Regions from separate parts of the Homo sapiens genome. Here region 1 is linked to region 2. Evidence: chromatin loops called from intact Hi-C (ENCODE). Cell type or tissue: HCT116. All regions are shown on one strand. Each heading gives the region's core, and the rest is flanking DNA. Links, peaks and the distances in the headings are about the cores only.

Region 1 (12,296 bases), core at 1,966-9,965, 1.4 Mb after region 2:
TGTCCAAAGTATTAAAAGGTGTCTCCATCTATGAAAGTTAGCAAATCTATACAAGGATTCTCTATTGATGAATTTTGAAAGAGGGAGAATATCATTAGATGTTCTGGGCAGTTTATAAGCACTTATGAAATAGGAGCTACATTATTACAAGATCTTGCTTATTATTAGTGAGAAGTTATCTGGGTACTTCCAAGTAAAATGTGAAAATGTCCTCTCTACTGTCCCTAAATTTTCCCCTTATAGAACAAAAATAACATGTTTATTGCTAACTAGTTAATATATTTAAAATACTAGACAAAGTGTTTTGCTTGATTTCTTTTATACCAATGGAACGATTATTTGAGCCATTCAGTGCCTAGAACATGAAATAAAAAAGGAAAACAGACTCTCGATTAAAAAAAGTATTACATGTTACAAAAGTAATTCCAATTTAGTAGTAATAATAATTAGCTAGTTTTTAAAATACTGACTTTATTTAAAAATGTCTGGAAGATAACTTCAAGAAAAAGCTAAATATTTTTTTAAATAAAGGAAATACTTAATACTAGGGCAAAAAAAGATTTTTTAAAGGTTGTTTAGAATTTTTTAAAGTTCGATAGATTTACACAATCTAATGAAAAATAGGGAAAAAAAATACATACAGCTAATTGCTCAAGGAAAGATGAACACTGTTATGACTAAAATATGCAGTCAGTGAGAAATTCCAAAAGCTCTGGTCAGGTTTTAAAAAAGTCCCTGAAAACTTAGAAATAAAGGATCCAATAGTTTTCCCAAATTCACAGAACTTTAAAAGAGCAATTATTTAAAGGCCAGTATGTTAACATTCTGTTGCAAGAGAATTTTTTTTAAGTTTCATATGGACAAGCAGGGACAATAATCTAGAAAGATTAGATTTAAGTAAATATAATAATAAAGTCCCATACTGAAGAAAACAGAATTCTTCAATCCTCAATTGGGCTTTATATATACTTGCAATATTTGGATTCTAAATTTTGAGAAAATGAAGAGTTCATCTGTCTCCTTTTTATATACAAAAATATTTTAGTTTACTTGAACTAAAAATTAAATGTGAATGAGGATGGGGCTGCAACTGACACACTTTTATGAAGATACTTCAATAGAGTAAACCACTTTAACACCATAGATATAAAGCATATTTATGGTTAATAGGGATTCCATACATTCCTGAGAAGGTGGGAATTAATCAGTGGCCCAGGAATTGATCCAGAGGCTCTGTGCCAGGCAAATGTGATAGGGATATCTGATTTCTAGAAGAGATTCAGTGTAAGAAGAAATCTAGATGTGTTTCTGCAGAAAAGACAATTTAAGAAAAAATACATAGAACATGTATTTTCTTATCTATTTAAGACATTTAGAGTTAGAGAATCACAAAAATGAGGATCAATGTGCTCTATTTATAAATGAGGACATGTGAAAAAAAGATGCTTTGACTCAGATGGTGTGGCTACTTAATGGCAGAATTGAGACTAGGATTCACTTCTCTTGACTCTTAATTCAGAGCTCTTTAATGGAATTCTGGCAAGATTCCTGATGATACTTGATGTTCCCTGTTAGACATGCAATTAAGCTTATAATTGGTCCTTGTTCCACTTCTCTGTGAACATGACTTTCTTCAGATTATATGAAATGGCACATTATTCACCCAGGGACAGAGAAGAGAGTGTAAAATTAAGTCAGTGAAGTAATTTTATTTTAGTCCTCCAGGAAAGGAGGAAAAATGACATGATTGGATTATTTGTTATTTTCAACTCATGTTTCCTTATTTGCATTAACTGAGTACCTGATTCATCTTTGTTAGCTACAAGTGACTGTCAATTTATTTTTTATTTTAGTTCTGAAGAATGCTAAAATAAAATTGTTGTAAATTGGGGCCTCTCCTGTTGTAACTTCAAATTTCCCCTGAATTTTGGTGCTCTATGTCATGCCCAACATTGCTCTTCTTTAAACTATCAAACCATTCTTTGCTAACACTAAAAACCTCTTCCACTTATTTCTCAATACTGCACCTGTTTTTGTGCAGAAAAACAGTGCCTTTGCTAAAAATGTCATTTTGTTCAAAGGCATTTGGCTCTCTGCATCAGATAATGCATCTATAATAGCAGAAGTTTTCCATCTCAGAAACCATGTCATCATACTTTCTTTTTATTGTTAATTGTACTGATCACCCACCAACCAACTCAGCTAGTGTTAGTGTCTCCTAAATAATCCTATTGTAGTTTTTAGGTTACTATAAATAGGAGTTTGAGTTGATGAGGTGGTTCTTTTATTTGTAATAAGAAACCTCAAAAGTTGGAGCTGTGCTTGAAATGACATAAATAGCAAAACATTAAGGTTGGGAGTGTCACATATATTTATCAGCAATCCAAGTTCCTATTTAACTTTTTTTGTTTTATATTAGTTTGTTTATCTTATTACTAAAGCAAAACACAGACATTACAGAAAAATTAAAAAATACACAAAGTCAAAATAAAGAAAATTTAAAGCATCCATATGCCGTCATAGATTACCCCTATTAAACTTCAGTTACCTCTATCTGAACACCCTTTCACACACATATACACATACCACGGACCCATGAGAAGGGATGATTTTGAATATGCAGTTTGTTGAGCTTTTTTTACTCTTAGAAATACATAGCAAAGATTTTTTAAATAAATATCATTTTAATTAAAAAATTATAATACAGTATGTGAGTTTTACATGACCATTATTTCTGAGTGAATAAGAGGTATATGAACCAGTGTACTAATATAAACAATATGAACTTCTTATCATTATCTACAATATCATTTTAATGGCTATATAGTATTTCATTCTAAGTGCATTCTATATTTGTTTAACCACTTCTCTATGGCTAAATTTTAAGTTCTTCTAAATTTTCTTTGCTTTTATAAATGATTATGCATGACTTCATACATATTTAACTCTGGATAGATTTTTATGGGTAGAATTATTCTTTAAGTAAAATTTCTGAGTAAGAGTTTTGAATTCCTTACTTTCTATTTCTTTACTTCCTGTTTCTATAGGAAATAGGAAGCAATTAGCAATAGAAATTTAATTTGGTTTTATGCTTCAGACATTTTTTACTCCAATTTTAGTGGACTATAGACAAAATGATTGATAAATACTTCTTTTAAGTTATGTAGATAAATAGCATGTTTATTCAATGGCAATATACAATAAACATGAGAACAATAAAATGTTTCTAGATTTTTCAGAAACTGTCTATAAAAAACTGTTAAAAATAGGAAAAAAAAACCACCTATATAATCTTTACCTAGATTCACCAATTGCCAACATTGGGCCACATTAGTTTTATGTAAGTTGCAGATATTATGATACTTCCTCTTTAAATATTTCATATTGCCTCTCCTAAATTAAGGACAGTCTTTTCTATAACCACCATTATCAGGTGGTTTTCTATAACAACATTATCAGGATTAAGAAAATTTGTAATAATTCCATAATAATATCTAATATATAATTCATATTTAAATTTCCCCAGTGGTCCCACAAATGTGTTTTATGACTGTTTTGTTTTTAATCCAATCAGTGTTCACGCTACAGTAGTTTCTCTGCATTTCTTCAATATGTTTGTTTTTCATGACATTGACTTTTTAAAAAGTCTTCTCCAGTCATCTTTTAAAAGGTCCCATATACTGGATTTGTTAATTATTTCTTCATTATTGTATTTAGATTATCCATTTGGGCAAGACTACTAGATTGTTGGTGCTTGTGCTTCTTATTCGATCACATCAGAAGGCATATTATATTAATTTGTCCCACAACTGGTGATACTAAATTTGACCACTTAGTGGAGGTGATGCTAAACTCTTGCGTAGTACATTTTCCCCTTTGTAATTAGTAAATAACGTGTGGGGTTTGAAAGTGTGTGAATACCCTGACTCTAACAACTTTTTTACCCAATAGTTATAACTTCCATTGATGGTCCTTGACTGAATTCTCATTTGGGACTGCAAGATGGACATATCCTATCATTTTTCTACATGGTATTAGCATTCTTTCAAGAAGCTTCCTTTTTATTCCTCGCCCCTTTCTCTTTCTCTCTCCCACTCCCTTCCCCTCCCTATCTGTTTCACTCCCTTCCTTGCAAAACTTCCTTTTCAATCTCTCTCTCTACCTCTCTCTGCCTCTCTCCCCCTACCACCCCACACATTATCACTATTGGGTCATGAATTTATTTTTGATTAAATGATTTTTTAAATTCAATAAAACAATAGAAATTTAATTGTAAGTCTAGCTCACTTTGGCTGGTTAAAATGCTCAAAATTGTGGTGCTGAGAAAAATGGATACATTTAGTAACATTAGCATTGTTCCATTTTTTAATAATAATTTTGATGCTTTCCTACAAGTCTAATGATAACATGTTGAAATCAATTACTTCACAATTTCCCTTTCCAAAAATAACATTTGAAATTTAGGAGATTAAACACTACAGAAAAAGTATTCTGTAATGTACTTTTTGAATTCTCATAAGATTTGACTACTTTTTCTGACCAATTCACTAAGAATAGAAAATTATTGATTTATTCAGTAAACTAAGTAGGTTTAAAATTTTAACATTTGCTAAGTCATTTGGCTGTACTTCATCTCTTAGAAAACAAGGAATATTATTTATAATTACTGCTTTTCTATTTTTAGCTTTTTACACAAATAAAATTATTTAATATTTTCTTCAGACTTTAACAGAATCCAGTGGTATTTGAATGACAAAGAGACATTTTTATCATCAAAAGCAGGTTTTCAAAAATAATTTATCAGTGTTTGGGAATAAGTTAGGTAATGACTGTCTTTCCAAGGAACAAAACATCTTCTGAGAGATAAAAATTTTTACTGGGAAAGTTACAGAAAATTTGGGTTAATTTTAATATAAATGTGTGTGTGTGGTGAATAAATACAGTTTTTATAGTAAAGCCATCACCTATTTGAATATGAATTCACTTAGTCAGGGCTTTGGGACTTTGCTGCCTTATCTGAGGAAAGGGGACCAGGCTGCGGGTTCTTTCTCTTCTTTCTCCGTGTTGAGGCTCACAGTAGGCCCTTGCCTATTTAATGTAGCCATTGTAATTATTATCATCACCATCATTATCTTTACACTGCCTTTGATATTATTAGCCTTTGGATTAATGTGAGACAATAAGTTGTAAACCAAGGTTCTGAAAGGATGAGTCTTTTTTATAGAAAGGAGTTAAAGGTGACCTTTTTGTATTGGTCTTTATACTGTTTACTTCTTCATAGCTAGTTCCAAGCCTGCCAGTGCCAAACTCAAATTCTTACACCTCCGATTGGTTTACATATAGCCCAAATTATTATACTGTAAGCTACTTAAGAGTCTGCCTGCTTTGCATTCTTTACAAAACTTCACTTAACATCCACTAGCCAGAGATTAGACAAACTCTGTGATATGATTCAGCTGTGTCCCCACCCAAATCTCATCTTGAATTGTAGCTCCCATAAACCGCACGTGTTGTGAGAGGAACCTGGTGGGAGGTAATTGAATCATGCCAATGGGTTTTTCCCATGCTGTTCTCGTGATAGTAAGTCTCACGAGATCTGATGGTCTTTTTAAGGGCAGTTCCCCTGCACAGGCTTTCTTGCCTGCCACCATGGAAGACATGCCTTTGCTCTAATGATCCCTTGCCTTCCACCATGATTGTGAGGCCTCCTAGCCATGTAGATGTGCGAGTCCATTAAATCTCTTTTTCTTTATAAATTACCCAGTCTCAGGTATTTCTTCATAGCAATATGAAAAAAATGGACTAATACACCCTGTAACTATTTGATGCTACCCTTTGTAGCTTTGACCCAGAGACTCCCCCACATGGCTGCAGAGTGACATCAGGTAGACATATAAACCCCCTGTCCAATTCCCTGCTTTCCCAGAATTTCCTTGCCCTAGTTTACTTCTATGTAGTGGTCCCATGCTATTGTATCTGGAAGGTCTTCCAGTGTTAGACACTTCCCAGAACTCTTGCAAACCTGTCCAAGTGCTGCCTAATAAAGACTGTTGTGCAATACTGCCATCTTGTGGTTGTGTCTTTTCCTTGATTGGCTCCAAAATCCTTGAACTCACCACAGTCTCATACCAGAGTTTTGGATCAAAGACTAAGAAGCTGAGAGTCTTTTAATAAATATTAGGGCTGGACTTTACTCTTTTGCTTTGTAAGACAGGAGGCAAAGGGAAGGATGGGCTTTGGTCTACATTTATTTCACAGCCTCATCCTAGGGAATTTGATTGTGGACTCTATTGCACTTGTCAAATAGGAAATCTGACTATTTGGCAGAAACGGCTTAATCTTATTCCAGAGGATGACACATCTTGTCTGGGCTTACTGAGATCGGTTTTAGTGTCAAATGAAGGCTGAATTTCTTAAGGAGGACCATCTATGTCTCACTGAGACCACCAAAAATGGCCATGTACCGAGTTCTAATAAGTAATATTGCATTGATTACTTCACTCAGCTTTGTTTAGAGGGAACGTTTCTCTTTTATTGGGAAGGTAACTAGAATGATAGAGCTGGTAATTGGCAGAGCTGGGATTTGCACCCTGACCCTGTCATCCCATAAGCCATGGTCTTGCCTTCTTATCATCCTGTTTACCTGCGCCAGAGCTAGTACTGATCTACAACTAAGTATTTCACGGGACCTTTGAAAATGATACAAATCTATTTTTTAAATATTTTTCTTCATCTTTTTACTCCTTTCCTTGTTTTTCTATTATCAATTCATTAAGTATCTTATAAAATTGAAACTTGAAACTCTTTAAAATAAAAATCCTACTTTTAGAAAAATTGCCTTTGTGTGTTTTTCTTATCACACAAAGTGTTACTTTATCAGTAGGCTGCTGTATGAGCCCGTTGCTTAGGGAGACTGAATAATACCCCTTTGAGAGAGAGAAAAAGAAAGACTATTTTTATTCAAAATCAACATAGTTGGGGTTCTGTTCCTTGTAAAGGCAAGGCCTCCCAGGGAGAGTTTATGTGAGAGAGATAAGACACAGAAAGAGCTAAACTGCTTTATTTAATAAACTATCAGGAATTACACATTTGAATCTTGGCAGACGGAGTAGAAAAAAAACTTAAGTGGACCCTGGAGACAGAAAAAAGTAGATAGGCAGGAGAAAGTTCTTGAAGACTCTTTACAGCTTGGAAACAAACAGGACCTAGAAAAAGATGGCCAAGTGAGAAACCCCTTAAAGAGGAAAATCGGACTATCATTATTCCAAAAATAGCAGCTTTTAGGTTACTGGGTATAATACAAAATTCCTGTATTGAACAATAAACAGGATTTGAGAGGCTTGACTAAAAGCAAGATAGCAGTAGCTGGTCACTATGGTAACCAGAGGTAAAACGATGCTGATGGGAAAGAACACTGTTAAGATTAGGTTGAGCTTATGCATAAAGGACATAGAGAAAGAAAATCAAGTTGCTTTTTCCATATATTCTTCTCTGACTTAGAAAATGAGAGATAGAGGGGAGATAGGTACTAGCTAGCAAATATCATAATACAAACCATACAGTTTTTCCTGGCCTTGCTGGGGGCTCGCAGAAGGCATGCCAAGCTAAGGGTGAGCACAATAATTAAATATATTAGTCACAGAAGGGGCAGCCATAGGGCTTTCAGCTGGTCCCCTGTAAGCCCAGGAATGTAGAAGAAGAAATTCTTTCTACCCACCAAGGATAAGAACAGCTTGAGGCCATCTTTCTACTACTGCCAAGCCTGTTTAGCAGCTGTAGGATGATTTAAACTGTGTAGCCTCAGAATGAATACAACATCAAAGAGCAAAAGATTGTAATAAGATTGGGAGCACACTTTTGCAAAGTTAATTGATTTGACTGTAGGCCTTTGTGTTCATTTTTTTCAATTGTTCCGACTAGGATTTACATTTTTATTATCAAAGGAAAAGTGAGCTGTTTACTGGTTAACTGGACAATTTACTGGTTAATTGTGCTAGGTAATTTACATCTCATTTAATTTAATGAGTAGCTAGTTACTGAAGATACGAAGTCGTATTTTGCCAAAAACAAGTTTAATTTGTGTACAATGGTAGCTACAAATCTGAATTTTCAAGATGTCAATCACCAGAGAAGAAACTGGCTGCTGATTTATGCTGTTAAACAAAGAATTATCATTAAGCAAACTGAATGCACTTAAGTGTACAGTAAAAAAGGTCTTCTGTTAGTTAGAACCTGGTTTTATAACTATCCAGTGTTTACAGATATGAGCAGCATCGCAACAGAACGCTACTGAAGAAAGGAAGAAAGCAACCAAAGGGAGGAAATAGGCAATGAGAGGTTAGAGGTTCTACTATATGATTGGTCAGTTTTCTAAATAGAAGGAAAGAAGCACAATGATTTACGATGGCTCTACATACCATGGATGGCTGGATAAGTCTTCCAAGGCTGCCATAAGAAAACACAAACTGGGTGGCTTAAGCAAAAGAAATTAATTTCCTCCTAGTTCTAGAGGATGAAAGTCCAAGAACAACGTGCTAGCAGAGTTAATTTATTCTGAAGCCTCTTTCCATGGTTTGCAGATGGCTCCTTTCTTGCTGTGTCCTCATGGGGACTTTTCTCTGTGTGTACACATCCCTAGTGTTCCTTCTTCCTCTACTTATAAGGACACCCACCCTTTCATATTGGGGCCTCAACTTTGTGACCTCTCTAAAGGCTGTTAAAATAAAAACTTCAGCTGAATTAAATTTAAAGGAGTTTAATTAAGCAATGAATGATTAGCAAATTGGGCAGCCCCCAGAATCCCAGCAGATTCAGGGGGACTCCAGTACAGCCAAGTGGTAGAAGATTTACGGACAGCAAAAGGAAAGTGAGTTACAGAAAACAGAGATGAGGTACAGAAACAACTGGGTTGATTACAGCTCTGCGTTTGCCTTATTCGAACAGGGTTCGAGCAGTTGGCTACATGTGATTGGCCAAAACTCAGCGATTGGCACAGGTGTGGGCTATATTCGGTTTACATCTCCACTTGTTACAGTTCACGGTGTACAGAAAACCTTTAGTCCGAACTTAAATATGTAAGGAGGCAGCTTTAGACTAAACTGATTTAACAGCCCTGTCTCCAAATACAGTCACAGTGGGAGTTAGGCTTCAACATATGAATTTGAGGAAAACATAACTCAGTCCATAACAACAGCTAATACCCTAAACAGAGCAGACTAGTGGAAGTATTCATTCATAAATATATACAATATTTATTGTAAATATTGTATATATGTAAATAATAAATAACGAATATTTATTAAGTATCCATTATATGTACTAGGTACTAGAGGAACTGCAATGACCAAAGGCAAACTTGCATGTTGTTCTACAGGCTAGTGGGTAAGGGAGTCATGTCAACAATTTTACTACATGACATGGAAAGTGCTGAGCTCACTGAGCTATGCAGGAGCATTTAGCAGGGGCTCCTAATCTATACTGGCAGATAAAATATACAATGCCAAGTTATGCTTAAATTTTTTAAAAAAAAGTTTTTTAATATAGATATGTTCAAAATATGGCATGGAGCATTCCTATACTATCCATTGTTTATCTGAAATTTACATATAACTGGGTATCGTGGGGTTTTTGTTGTTTGTTTGATTGTTTTTGTTTGTTCGCTAAATCTGGCACCTCCATAATCCAGTAGGTGACATGTAATCTAAGACGTGAAATAGTAAGAGCAGGAAAAGAAGAGAAAATGAAAAGAAAAGAAAAGAATCATGGACAAAAGAGAGATAATAGAGACTAGAAGTGGAACTAGAGGCCAGACCACCAAATGCAGTGTAGATGAAAACCAGTGATGAGAAGCAGAAATTTGACAGTGATTAGCGTAGAAAGAGAGCACAGAGACAGGTATGAGGAAGAGAGGGAAGAATTAATAACCAAATCCTACTAGCCTCCAAAAGTATTCAGAATAGGGGCAAGCTAAAGAAGACTTACGAACCATGACTAGCCAGTCACCGAGTCTTGCTGATTATGACTCTAATTTAGTCATTTATTCACTGGATTTTTTTTTGCTGTGTTCACTCCTTTCTTCTGTACCTCCTTTCTGGCCACAGCTTCTTCAGGAGCCTTCTAATTAGTTTCCCAACCTTCTTCAAACTATTCTCCACAGAGCAGCAAGATACAAACGCAAATCTGATCAGACCCTTCTCCCACTTAGAAGCCTCACCACATTTCAAAATGAACTTCCATCGTGTGTGTAAGCCCATATAAATTATTCAGAAAGTGGCACTGAGATTTACACAGTGAATGGAGACTGCAACATAATTTTAAAAGAGCAAGAACAGAAATCTAAAAACATATGTGTAGGTGTGTGTTTTTATGTGAGTTATGTGACATAAAAACTCAAAAGAAAAACAGCCTAAAATCCTTAAGGTTATAAATTGAATAAAGTACAGTGAGTACATGAAATAATTGGAATTGTAAGTATTACTTTTGGAGAAGATATGAACAATCCCAGTCAAAAATTATTATTTTACATATGAAAAACTAAATATCAAATAGTTTAGGACACTTATTGGTTTGCATCAGAATTAGGGTTAGAATGAGGATTTCTTGACATCTTAATATAGTTATAATCATCCCGCTTTATACAAGTTATATATAACTAAGTAACATAGAATATTCAGTGAAAAGATTTGCAAACCAATAATTTTAGTGGCAAACATTTTATGAGTAAAATAATTTTATATAATCATATATTTTATATTGGGTGTGTTTAGCATCTTTAGATTAGATGTTCATTAGAAGATATTTATGTGTGTGTATGTGTGTGTCTTTTTGTGTGTGCGTGCACACAGTTATGTATGTAAATACTGTGAGATATCTCAGCAACCAGCTTTGAATACTTTGGGATATGAGACATTTATTTAATAATGTTTACTAAATTTTGCAGTAGCATGATCAACCATTCTGAGATTAAAGCAGAAAAATAGGGTAACTATTATTTCACAGAGATATACCATAGACCTTGGTTGTTTTAAATCTTTGTGACTGAAAATATAATTATATTAGTGCCTTTGGCTCTATTAAACCTGACCTTATTGTTTATAGAGCATAATTGTAATGTATAAATGACAAATAATTTTTTAATGTTATATATTCCTTTTGTACTCAGAACAGAAAAGAATTTCTGAGCCATAGATTTACTAAGAATAACAAGATATTCTGTTGTTAAAGGAAGCAGAGTTGTTGTCTGGTCATGTTTATTATAACCTACCACTGTATTATTTAGAACATAAGTGTCACCATAGAAGATATTTTATTAGAAGGATGTGTTGTCATTTAGAAGTCACCCATATGTAATGTCTAGTAAAGTATGAATATGCTTGGACTTTTCTTTCTGATAAAACTTTAAAAATAAATTTGAATTACCAGCTGGCTAGGAATGGCTATTTTCAAAACAAAGAATTCTAGAATTGTCTGTGTTAGTCAGGAATGAGCAGGTTAGGGTCAAGATAAATCCTCAGATACAGCTTGACAGCTTACCACAATAAATGTTAGAAAGTGCTCTAAGAGCAAAAGAAGAGAGTAACTTACATCCTGAGGAAGTTGGGAAAGATCTGCAGAAGGAGTGACATTTGAACTGTCTTAAAGATGATGATTGATTTCTCCAAGAGTAAAGATTATTCCTAGCAGAGAAAAACACTTGCAAAAGCACGGAAGAATGCAAAGGCATCATGGGTGTGTGTTGGGCAGGAAGAAGTTGACCATATATGTAGGGTAGGCCATGAGGAAACCAATTAGAAAGCAATTTAACATGTCAAAGCGAGAGAAGAAGACAACGTCCAACATTCCAGCATTGTTAAAAAAGGAGGAGCCACATTTAAAAATCGGACTTATTTGTGACATTGAAAGTGGGAAATGATAGAAAATATAGAGTAGATGATGCTTCCAAAGGTTTAGTGTAGGAGATAGAAAAGTGTTGATTCATTAGCTAGAAGGTGGAAGTAACTTAAGGTCAGTTTTGGGGAAGAAAATAATGACAATATATGTTAAACATTGTTACAAGTTTAAAGTACAGTGAAAACAACAGTGGCTAAGAGTCTGTACAGAGGGAAAAACTTACTGAGGAAAACAGTTTTATGAGACTTACTTGAAATGCAAACTTGTAACAAGAAAAAAAAGCCTTTTGTCTGATACTCTGATATTGAGATTGTATGATTATATGTATTCACTATACTTCTTTTTAAAGTGGAAAATTTCTCTAAAATGCTAAGATGCCCTTTAACTACTTACTATCCTCTACCCAA
Region 2 (12,296 bases), core at 1,648-9,647:
TAGTATAGGATTAATTTAGCCTGATTGCTAAAGTGATAACTTTTGAGTACTCTATTTTGTACCCCATATCTTAGGAGGTCTTTTACTCTTGCTAGTAGAAACAGAATATTCCCTGACCCTCACTGAGTTCTGGAGATTGCTTTTTTCTGATGGTTCTCTCCTGGCTCGGTAGTGTCTCTACACATGTGTGCTGATTAGTGTAGACTAAAGATGCAAGGGGTCCCTCTGCATCTCTTTGTAGCTTTCCTTCTGTGTAGTTGTCTCCTTTACAGTACTCTGCCCAGAAATTTTAGCTGCCTGGCCTCCCAGTGCTCCAAACATTGTGTCCTTAAATTGCTAGGCTCTGTTTGTTTCCTCCCTCCTTTGATATAGCCTGGAAACATCCCCAGACAATGAGCTAGGGCATTGTAGGACTCATCTTTTTGTTTCCCTTCTCTTAAGGATCACTGTCCTGCTTTGCCTGTTTCTCAATGTCTGAAAACCAATGTTTCATATGTTTTATATAGAGTTTTAGTTTTTTAAGGTGGGAGGGTAAATCCAGTCCCTGTTAGTCTATTGTGGCAAGAAGTAGTTCACATCCCTATTTTAGGAACCGCAGCCCCACTTCTCACCAGCTGTGTGGGCCTAGGCAAGTTACATAACCTCCAGACACTCAGTTCCTTCAGCAGTAAAGTGTAAAATTATAGTAATACCTATGTATAGTAGGGTCATTAGAATTAAGTAAAATAATCTATATGATGTACTTAAGTCTGTTGCTTGGCACACAGCAAGAAGTTATAAAATTCTAGCAATGATGATGATATTGATGCTTAGAAAACATGTTTATGGTGAACTCAAAGCCACAAGTTTCTCAATGCCATAAGTTTCATATCTATAAAATGTCCAGGGCTGGCTGGGCATGGTGGCTCACGCCTGTAATCCCAGCACTTTGGGAGGCTGAGGCGGGTGGATCACCTGAGGGTGGGAGTTTGAGACCAGCCTGACCAACATGGAGAAACCCTGTCTCTACTAAAAATACAAAAAATTAGCCGGGCATGGTGGCACATGCCTGTAATCCCAGCTACTCGGGAGACTGAGGAAGGAGAATCACTAGATCCCAGGAGACGGAGGTTGTGGTGAGCCGGGATTGCGCCATTGCACTTCAGCCTGGGCAACAAGAGTGAAACTCCGTCTCAAAAAAAAAAAAAAAAAAAAAAAAAAAGTGTCCAGGACTAGATGTGGAGCTGTGCACCTATTATCCTAGTGCTTTGGGAGGCTGAAGCAGGAGGATTACTTGAGCCCAGGAGGTTGAGGCTACAGTGAGCCATGATCACACCACTGCACTCCAGCCTGGGTGACAGAGTGAGACCCTGTCTAAAAAAAAAAAAAAAAACAGCAACCCGGGCACAGTGGCTCGTGCCTGTAATCCCAGCACTTTGGGAGGCCGAGGCAGGCAGATCACCATGGGTCAGGAGTTTGAGATTAGCGTAGCTAACATGGTGAAACCCCATCTCTACTAAATATACAAAATTAGCTGGGTGTGGTGGCAGGCTCCTGTAACCCCAATTACTCGGGAGGCTGAGGCAGGAGAATCACTTGAACCTGGGAGGCAGAGGTTGCAGTGAGCTGGGATCACGCCATTGCACTCCAGCCTGGGCAACAGAGAGCGACTCAGTCTCAAAAAAAAAATAAAAAAGGAATATTTTTCATTTTATAAAAGGAGAATTTAATTCCCAGTGATAGTTCCCACATGGAGTAAATTTAACCTGGTGAAAATCTCATGAGACTGTCCTTATTTTCCCCTTTCTCTGCCGATTAGTTACCACTTGGCACACAGACTGATGTTTAGGAATCACCACTCCATGTGCTCCTTTTAGCTGCTGGTCCATCTCCTCCTGGAGTTCCTGCCACTCCAGTGTCTGGCTCAGGGTTTGCCATACTCCTTAGTTTGAATCCTCCTGTTATACCCTCTCAGGGGCCTCTACTGCTATGCTGGCAATACTCATTGCAACAGTAACAATTGCTCAATGCCTGTTTTACTCACTACTGGGTGAGGAGTAACTTGATCACTGTCACATGCAGAGTAGCTTCCAGCTACCTTTAAGTATTTATCAAACCAAATTTCATTTGACTTCTGGGCTGACTTTCCTTTGGAAGTGTTTTCTTATTAAATGCTAGCTGGGTCAGGTGACTGTGTCCTTCTTAGCCTATCATATCCTTTCTCCCTCCTCTGAATTCAGAGACCAGAAGGCTTTTCAAATTGTTTCCTGACGCATTCCCATGGCAAAGGAAAATGACACAGGACTCCTGGAGGTCCAGGAATATCGATCTACGCTGCCCACCACATACAGGAAATTTATTTGAAGTCTCATGATTTAGCTGATAATTGGTATGATTGTTTTATTCTGCTCCACAAATTATCCACTTAGAAAAACCTCTCTTTTAGTTACTCACCATAGAGTAAAATGAAGGGTCTAAATGTCCTGCTTGCATATGTTGACTTCTAATTCTCCTTGCCACCAGTGCTCTATGCCACACAGACTTAAGTTTGAGAAAATCTGTGTTCTGCTTCTTTGGCCTTATGACCCTTGAGAGAGAAGATAAACCAGACCTGGAAAGTTTTGTTGCAAAGATAAAGATGGGTGGCCAGGTGCAAATAAGTATGATACTCAAGACTGGCTGGGTCCCTCTTCTAGCCTAGAGGCTTGCTAATCAAAGTGTGACCTGAAGATCACCTGGGAGACTGTTAGGCATGCAGAATCTAATGCCCATCCCAACTTGCTCTATCAGAATCTGCATTTTAATAAGACCTGGAGGATATTAAGAAGCACATTAAAGTTTGAGAAGCACTTAGAGAAATAGATCTTTACAAAATAGAAGCTTTTAAAAAAGTAACAACAATATGAAAGGGTGCTCAACATCACTAATCATTAGGGAAATGCAAGTCAACACATCAGGGAAATGCAACAACTACAATGATCAGTTATACTTCACACCCATTAGGATGGCTATTAGAAACAAAACAACGAAAAATAACAAGTGTTGACAAGGATGTGAGGAAATTGGAAGCTTTGCGAGCATGGCTTGTAGAAATGTAAAATGGCAGAGCCACTGTGGAAAACAGTACAGTTCCTCAAAAAATTAAACGCAGAATTATGATATAATCAAGCAATTCCACTTCTGGGTATGGACCCAAAAGAACTGAAAGCAGAGATTCAAACAGATGTTTGCATTCCTATGTCACAATAGATAAAAAACAGAAACAATAAAAATATTCACAGATGGATGAATGGATAAACAAAATGTGGTATATACACACGGACTATTATTCAGCCTTAGAAAGGAATGAACTGATACATGCCACGACATGGATGAACATTAAAGACATCCATGTCTTTAATGGATGGGGCAGCGGGGGAGAATAGGGATTTATGATTTAATGCGTAAAGAGTATCTGTTTGTGATAAGAAGGTTCCAGACATGAATGGTGATGATGGTTGCACAAGGGGATGAATGTACTTAATGCCATTGAGATATACACTTAAAAATGTTTTAAATGGCCAGTTTTATGTTATGTATCATTTACCACAAGAAAAAGTAATAACAGTCATAAAGGTTTATTTTAGAAAATTTGGAAACTACGGGGGGCATAATGAAGAAAATGTTAATCACTTCAATGTTAATCTCTAGAAATAAAAACTTTAAGAGTTTAATATATATTTATCTTGTCCTTTTTCTGTGTGTGTACAAGTTTCTAATGACTATGGAATATGTAGGTTTGTATTTTTGTAATCAAGGATGGGAATTAGCATCATGATTGAGCACTCTATGTGCCTCTTTCACTAACTCGATTTCTTTTCACCCTCAGAAAACATTGTGAAATAAATTTCATAGCTGCATTTTCCTAAAGAAAAATCTTAGAAAACATGATCAGGTTTGTAGGGGAGAAGAAATCTTTTCTTGCACCTCCAGAGTTTATAGCTGAGGTATCTATAATAAAAGGTTAATCAGTGAAAAGCATACGAATTTATGTAATACAAGTTTTATGTGACACAGGAACTTTCAGAAATGAAAACCCAAAGACACAAGGAAACAGATTTTTATACTAAGTTTGATGAAGAAATGGACAGTTGTGGTGAAGTATCGGACAAAGGGGGTATGATGTAATGGTAACAAACTGGGGAAACTTAACAAGGTCTGTTTGTTCAGATTATTCTCTATCTCTTCAGAGGTAGAGTAGTTCCTTTTCTCTGGACATTAGGAGGATACCCCTGGAATGAGGATCTTATCACCTGCTTTGGGGAAAGGTGAGGAGAAAATGAGAGACTTTCCTGCTTCTGCTGTTTTCTCAGATACCAAGCTGCTATACCTTGGGGTAATGTGTCCTGAACCCATCAGAATCATATAAATGGCAAGGATGGGATTTAAAGCACATCAGCCGGGTGCGGTGGTTCACGCCTGTAATCCCAGCACTTTGGGAGGCCGAGGCGGACAGATCACGAGGTCGGGAGATCGAGACCATCCTGGCCAACATGGTGAAACCCCGTCTCTACTAAAAATACAAAAATTAACTGGGCGTGGTGGCACACGCCTGTAATCCCAGCTACTCAGGAAGCTGAGGCAGGAGAATCGCTTGAACCAGGGAGTCGGGGGTTGCAGTGAGCAGAGATCACGCCACTGAACTCCAGCCTGGTGACAGAGCGACTTTGTCAAAAAAACAAAACAAAAACAAAAACAAAAACACAAAAGCACATCTGTGTTCAAAAACACCATATTCTTCCCAGGATCCTACACTGCCTGTAGCATTGGGAGACACAGTTCAGAAACCCAGCTCACACTCATTTTACAAAGCAATAAATTGAGGATCAGAGAAATTAATGTGATTGCCACATATTAAAAGCCTGTATCCCACATTTCCATTAGTATCTGATGAGGCATGAGGTGTTGTTTCTGAGGCAGCATCAGATCCTCCAGAGGGTGGCTTGGTGTTGACCTGGGTCACCTGAAGGTCTCTACTGGAGCATGGTAGATGGGCTGGAGTCAGCTGTCCCCTGGAATCGTAGTTTATTCTCTGGGCTTGAGGCAAATCAAAGAGTCTCCTTGGCACAATAGTGCTGGGGACTTGGCTGCTGCCAGGTGGAATGTTCTGTTTGTTTTGGTCCAGAATCAGCCTGAGGGCGAATCCTTCCTGGAAAAGATGAAGGTGCAGATGGGGAGTGGCCAAGCACACCATGTGGCAATCCTGCCAGCTAGTGGCCACATACGGAATGGGCCTAAACCCACCCAAGATGCGACAGGCCGGGGACTTAAATACTCAGGTTGGCTTGGAGTCAGAGGGCACAAGCTTCCTCACCTAGCTCTAGGCAGGAACGGGGCGGGGAGACCTGGAGAGATGAAATGATGTGTTCAAGGTATTGACAAAATCAGGATTAGAATCTGGTCTGTTACATCGCAACTCTTTTTAGTCATTTATTAAGAATGTTAAGGAACAATCACAAATAGGCTATCATGAGCAAAGTTATTTCTATTTCTCACAGTAATTCTCCAGTGAAGATACTTTTTTTTTTTTGAGACGGAGTCTGGCTCTGTCGCCCAGGCTGGAGTGCAGTGGCGCGATCTCGGCTCACTGCAAGCTCCGCCTCCCGGGTTCACACCATTCTCCTGCCTCAGCCACCCGAGTAGCAGGGACTACAGGCACCCGCCACCAAGCCCGGCTAAATTTTTTGTATTGTTTTAGTAGAGACGGGGTTTCACTGCGTTAGCCAGGATGGTCTCGATCTCCTGACCTCGTGATCCGCCCGCCTCGACTTCCCAAAGTGCTGGGATTACAGGCGTGAGCCGCCGTGCCCGGCCGAAGATACTTTCTTATGACTACTTTAGATTACTTTTTCCAGGTTGCATGCCTCTTTGGTAATGATATTGGGATCTACCAACAATAAGTAGGGTTCCCTCAAGCCGAAGTATCAAGTTCTCAGAATATACTGGTAGATATAAAAGATTTTAATCCCTGTCAAATGTTTTCCAAACACTATATAGACAATATATGTTTTTTGATAAATACACAATGAAATACAAGATCGTTTCGACCATAGCTAAAATTAACTTAAGTTAAAAAATTAAGGCCAGGCTCAGTGGCTCATACCTGTAATCCCAGTACTTCGGGAGGCTGAGGTGGGCGGATCACCTGAGGTCAGGAGTTCGAGACCGGCCTGGCCAACATTGTGATACCCTGTCTCTACTAAAAATACGAAAATTAGCCGGGCGTGGTGGCAGGCACCTGTAATCCCAGCTACAAGGGAGGCTGAGACAGAAGAATCGCTTGAACCCGGGAAGTAGAGGTTGCAGGGAGTGAGCTGAGATCATGCTACTGCACTCCAGCCTGGCTGACAGAGCGAGACTCCATCTAAAAAAAAAAAAAAAGTTAAAAGCCAACATGGAAGAAGTGGCATCGACAGACATTGAAGGACTGTTAGGATTTCAAAAGGTTAGTGATCTTATAATAAAAGGCACCCAGGAAGAGTTAACTGCATGAGGAAAAGTGTGAGAGCGATTGGGGAAACGGAATAATCCATTTTGACCAGATATTGTAATACTGGGAGCAAGGCAAAGAGAGTAAGACCTCTAGAAAGCCTACTGCATTTAGCAATAAGGAATGACTGGTAGTCTAAAAAGACCTGATTCAAATGAGTGACGAGTAATGTTCCCAGGAGTACTTCCTCATTCCATGGGATGTTAACAGGTATTTGGCAGAAAAATGATTCCATGATTAAATATGCTGGGGAAATATTTAATTAAATTAACGCAGTCTATTATTGTACTTCTCTGGACTTTCAGTTTGCAGATATGCATTGCATTGTGGAAAACAATTCTGAACAGCTGTTGATGTTTTAGGGAACCAGTGTTTTATAAATGGAATTTTGAAAATATTCCACTAAATATTTTGCCCTTACTTAGTTTTTACGTTTTCCTGATGAAAGAGATCTGAATATACTTAAAGGTAGAAAAGAAGGATTCAGAAAAAAGAGTGTGACGATTCAGAAGAAAGGAAATACAGTAATTCTTATAAGGATCAAATCTTATTATGTAAAGGGTTGTTTTTCTAAAAGATAAAATATATGGGAATATGCTTATTAGGAATTTTCTAAAAGCTGCATTTAGAGTATGTTACGTTCCATGTAAGGCAGAAGGGAAAATGAAATATACATATATTTGCCTATATTTACATGAAGAAACAGAATGTATAAATCATAAAACAATAAACCTGGTTATCTACAAGGGATTGTTGGGGGTGGAGATGAATGAGGTAGAGGGAATATAGAAGGATGTGACACTTTTGTGTCTACTTTTTTTGTATTGTTTTGACTTTTGAAAGCACTTAATTTAATTAATTTATTTTAAAATATTTATTTATTTATTTATTTTTGAGACAGAGTCTCACTCTGTTGCCCAGGCTGGAGTTCAGTGGCGCCATCCTGGCTCACTGCAACTTTGGCCTCCTGGGTTTAAGCAATTCTCCTGACTCAGCCTCCTGAGTAGCTGGGATTACAGGCACCCACAACCACACCTGGCTAATTTTTTTATTTTTAGTAGAGACGGGGTTTCACCATGTTGGCCAGGTTGGTCTTGAACTTCCTGACCTCAAGTGATCCACCCACCTTGGCCTCCCAAAGTGCTGGGATTACAGGCGTGAATCACCACACCCGGCCCTGTTTCTAATATTGCAGGAAAAGTTATAAGTATTTCAAAATGAATCAGCTTGAAAAACAAAAATCCTAATTCTTTAAAACAAACAACACTGTTTATTCAGCCAATTATAATATGTCGTTGATTTGGCAAAGGTAAACAAAATTAATTTAGAAAAAAAGAAGAAATCTAATTTCTAAGATGACTAGCAAGTCTGAAGCAATCTATTTTCAACTAGGAAATACAAAAGAAACCTACAACTAGTTGTCTTGTTAAATGAGAAGTGATAATTAATGTTTAGAGTCAAAGCACAAACATCCTCCAACTGCTGTTTTCATGGCATGATATCTTTGGCAAGGCTTTTGCTTCCCTCTTAATTGTGCATTATATATTTGGAGCATTTCTTATTGTATTAAACACCTTTTGGGTGCTTCTCACCTATCTTTGAGGTCTTTGGCCTCTTGTTCCAGCCCCAGCTGTGGAGCAACCTGCTGTGCATGAAGTGGGATCAGTTCCACCGGAGAACAACCTGACATCTCTTTGCCTTATGTCCTCTCTGCATATGTTTCACCTTCTGTTCTGTAGAGACTGAGGTGTGAGACCTCAAGGACATGCTTAGTGTCAATATATGTGCAACTTAATCATATGAGAGGAATTTATATCTTCCTGGGTGAAGACTGAGCCAGTCTGGATGGACTGTTCTATGAAGCAGTTTTTTACATGGCCTGTTGGTGAAAGGCACTGTAAGATCAAGGAATCAGTAGTTTTTAATACCAAGAGATGACCAGCTCAGTAATATGTATTCTTGTATCAGCTCTTACATTTCCCCTGCCTCACTCTCCTTTTCCCTCACTCTTGCTTCCTGGGATTGCATCCTATAATAAAGTAGTAGCACGTAAACTTTGTCTCAGGCACTGCTTTCTGGAGAATCCAGATTAAGACAGTTGTTCAATGATTGTTGAAAGGTATGGGAAAATCAAAGATACTTGTTTTGTGTTTTTATTTTGAGGCTTAGCACCCCCTAGTGGAATTTATTTTTCACTTTCATTCATACCGAGAGCCCCCAAAAGGTTTCTTGTGTACCATTAAGTCTTCTCAGGCAGAAATAGGTCTGGCTAAAACACCAGGAGATAAAGAAGGCTGCATATAGATGCCAGAGTCATTACATATCTCTATTAATACCTGGAGGAGTCCGTAACACAATGAAAAAACTAAGACTAACTCAATCCACATCATGTAATGTGAATGAAATATAAGTAAAAAAAAAAAATCAATTCTGATTGTTTTATAGCAATTCATCTGTTGGACTTTCCAGAGAACCTTCATGAGAAAACAGATTTTCTTGAATGTGTCTGATGTTGCTTTTGCCCCATGCAGTCTGTGTTTTTGTGTCAAGCAGGTTGTTACTGGTAGCCCATAGTCTTGACCTCTGCCAGTGCTCGGAGCTCATTTCAAGTACCCCATCTTTATCAATGAGGATTTCATCTTCTTAAATGTCCACCACATTGAGCCTGTTGTTAATCTCAGAAATTGTGTTCAGCTGTAAGAGATAATTTTATGTTGTTTTTGCTGCCCAATATCCATTTATCCTTTTTGTGGCAATGGTAGCTGATTCTTTGTTGGGATATGTAATCCTCCTCCACTTTCATCCATAAACTTTTTTTTTTCTTTTTCTTTTTTTTTTTTTTTTTTTTTTTTTTTTTTTTTTTTTAGACAGGGTCTCGCTCTGTCACCCAGGCTGGAGTGCAATGGTGTGGTCTCGGCTCACTGCAACCTCCTGCTCTCGGGCTCAAGCACTTCTCCTGCCTCAGCCTCCCGAGTAACTGGGATTACAGGTGCCTGCCACTGCGCCCGGCTAATTTTTGTATATATATATTTTTAGTAGAGACGGGATTTCACCATGTTGGCCAGGCTGGTCTCGAACTCCTGACCTCGTGATCCGCCTGCCTTAACCTCCCAAAGTGCTGGGATTACAGGTGTGAGCCACTGCGCCCAGCCCTCATCCATAAACTTCTTTTTGAAAATGCCTTAAGTTCAGGGTCCGGGGTATAATTAGCATATTTCATCACCACAGTGAATAGTTCAGGATTGAGCATATACCCAAATTGAGACTATAAATGCTGAGGATATTTGGTTTTGCATTTTTTTGTTTGACATTTTGAGAAGAGACTTTCCTCTTTCACTGAACTAGTTCTTGTGATGATGTGAGCCTGCTGCCACCGGAAGCCACCTTGCAAAGTCTGAGAATGCAACCAACATAGAGGAAGTAGAACTGAGAAGTGAAGCCAGCTGGACTTCCTGGGCCAAGTGGGGACTTGGAGAACTTTTAAAAAAATTATTATTATTATACTTTAAGTTCTAGAGTACATGTGCACAATGTGCAGATTTGTTACATATGTATACATGTGCCATGTTGGTGTGCTGCACCTATTAACTCGTCATTTACATTAGGTATATCTCCTAATGCTATCCCTTCCCCCTCCCCCCACCCCACAACAGGCCCCGGTGTGTGATGTTCCCCACCCTGTGTCCAAGTGTTCTCATTGTTCAATTCCCACCTATGAGTGAGAACATGCGGTGTTTAGTTTTGTCCTTGTGATAGTTTGCTCAGAATGATGATTTCCAGCTACATCCATGTCCCTACAAAGGACATGAACTCATCCTTTTTTATGGCTGCATAGTATTCCATGGTGTATATGTGCTACATTTTGTTAATCCAGTGTATCATTGATGGACATTTGGGTTGGTAACTTGGAGAACATTCCTGTCTTACAAGAGGATTGTAAAACGCACCAATCAGCACTCTGTAGCTAGAATTGTAAAATGCACCAATCAGCACTCTGTAGCTCGCAAGGGGATTGTAAAATGCATCAATCAGCGCTCTGTAAAAACATACCAAACAGTGTTCTGTAGCTAGCAAGAGGATTGTAAAATGCACCAATCCGTGCTCTGTAGCTAGCAAGAGGATTGTAAAATGCAACAATCAGCACTCTGTAAAATGCACCAATCAACACTCTGTAAAATGCACCGATCAGCAAGATCCTAAAAGTAGCCAAATGCAGGGAGTATTGAAAAAAGGGCACTCTGATAGGACAGAAATGGAACATGGGCGGGGCCAATAAGGGAATAAAAGCTGGTCACCCCAGCCAGCAGCAACAACCTGTTCGGGTCCCCTTCCATGCTGTAGAAGCTTTGTTCTTTCGCTCTTCACAATAAATCTTGCTGCTGCTCACTCTTTGGGTCTGTGTCATCTTTAAGAGCTGTAACACTCACCGTGAAGGTCCGCAACTTCATTCTTGAAGTCAGTGAGACCATGAACCCACCAACAGGAACCAACTCTGGACACAGAACTAAGGAATGGCTCCTGGAGGCATCATTTTATTCCAGAATGAGGCCACTGCTGAAGTCAGCCCTTTTTGTATATTTTACAATTACATTAGCCAATAACTTCCCTTCTTTGTTTAAGCTAGATTGAGTTGGGCTTTTTAATCACTTTCAACTAAAAGATTCCTAACTGGTAAACTGTTCAATTCTGAACTTATAGCCTTGTTCCAACTTGATTCTCTCTTGGTATTTATTATTTTAGTGATTGCAATTATCATCCATCCAGTTGTGCCAACTAGAAATTTAGGAGTTATCTTGACACCTTAATTTTTCAGTTTCCATATCTAATTCACCACTGAATTTTGGATATTTTGTCATTTAATCATATTTTGAAATGATCTAATTTTTATTCCATATCCACACTCTAGTTCAAGATAGCCACATCTCTCACTTGAACTGCTACTACTACTAAAATAATATTACACCTAACCTTCTCTGAGCTCCTCATCCATTCTCCCATCTGTTTTCCATTCTTCATCCAGAGGGATTTTTTTCAAAGTACAAATCTGACCATATAATGTCCCTTTATTCCAGTCCTCCTATTAAAACCCCAAAGTTACTCTTAGAATAATGAAAACTCCTAAGAAAGTTTGACTCTCACCCATCTCCTTCATCTCAGTGACACTAAAGTCTACACTCTAAAGTCACTGAGGGCCACTGCATAAGTTGATTCTTCTGCCCGGAATGATCTTTCTTCCCCTTTTCAGATCTCAACTTTGGGCCATTTTTTTGATTAAACCTCGTCTGGCCTCCATGATTAAGTCAAATAACAGTATTCCAGAATTCATATCACTGTGTGCTTGGTTTGGGATCTATCACAAACTAGGGGTGATATCTGTTTCTTGACTACATTTTTATTCTTTTAACATGAATGAGATAGTTAAGACAGAAACCAGTCAAAAGAATTCACAAAGCATTTTTTCAACTACGAAAAGCAATGTCCAAATGATAATTTATCTGCATTGCTGTCTGTCTGAAAGAGGTCTTGATTCCCAGAGTGGGTGTTGATGGGACAAACGTGGTTGAATGGTAGGAATGCGAAAGAGGCAGGAGGACGTGAATGTGAAAATCGATTGACGTAGAACAGATGAACCAGGCATTCTATTATTTTCTATAACTTGCTGAATGGGAATAGGTTGTGACTGATCTTATTATTAACCCTGGCTTGGAGAAAAATCCTTATAATTTCACTCTAATGTCAAAGTTTGAAGCCTATACAGCCATCCCAGGATAAACTGAACAGATCCTGT

What was found. Peaks named below come from ENCODE experiments on the same cell type or tissue, not always from the same donor. Only the 100,000 strongest peaks of a DNase experiment are listed, where the experiment ranks them.
Region 1: a loop joins it to region 2, with 5 times the contacts of the local background. A loop is called at or near these places in 5 of 110 quality-filtered maps.

Annotation. Positions count from the first base shown.
Region 1 is chr1:69,731,711-69,744,006 of GRCh38, forward strand. The region is part of intron 2 of LRRC7 (leucine rich repeat containing 7); the gene reads left to right. Among named protein-coding and RNA genes, the nearest start is that of LRRC7, 170 kb to the left of the region's middle. In HCT116, for the core only: a CTCF peak has its summit at 6,069 (motif pointing left); a DNase peak (open chromatin) is centred at 6,061; H3K27me3 peaks cover 2,650 bases.
Region 2 is chr1:68,337,706-68,350,001 of GRCh38, forward strand. No RefSeq gene overlaps it. Among named protein-coding and RNA genes, the nearest start is that of RPE65, 110 kb to the right of the region's middle. In HCT116, for the core only: CTCF peaks have their summits at 5,237 (motif pointing left) and 8,701 (motif pointing left); DNase peaks (open chromatin) are centred at 5,216 and 8,676.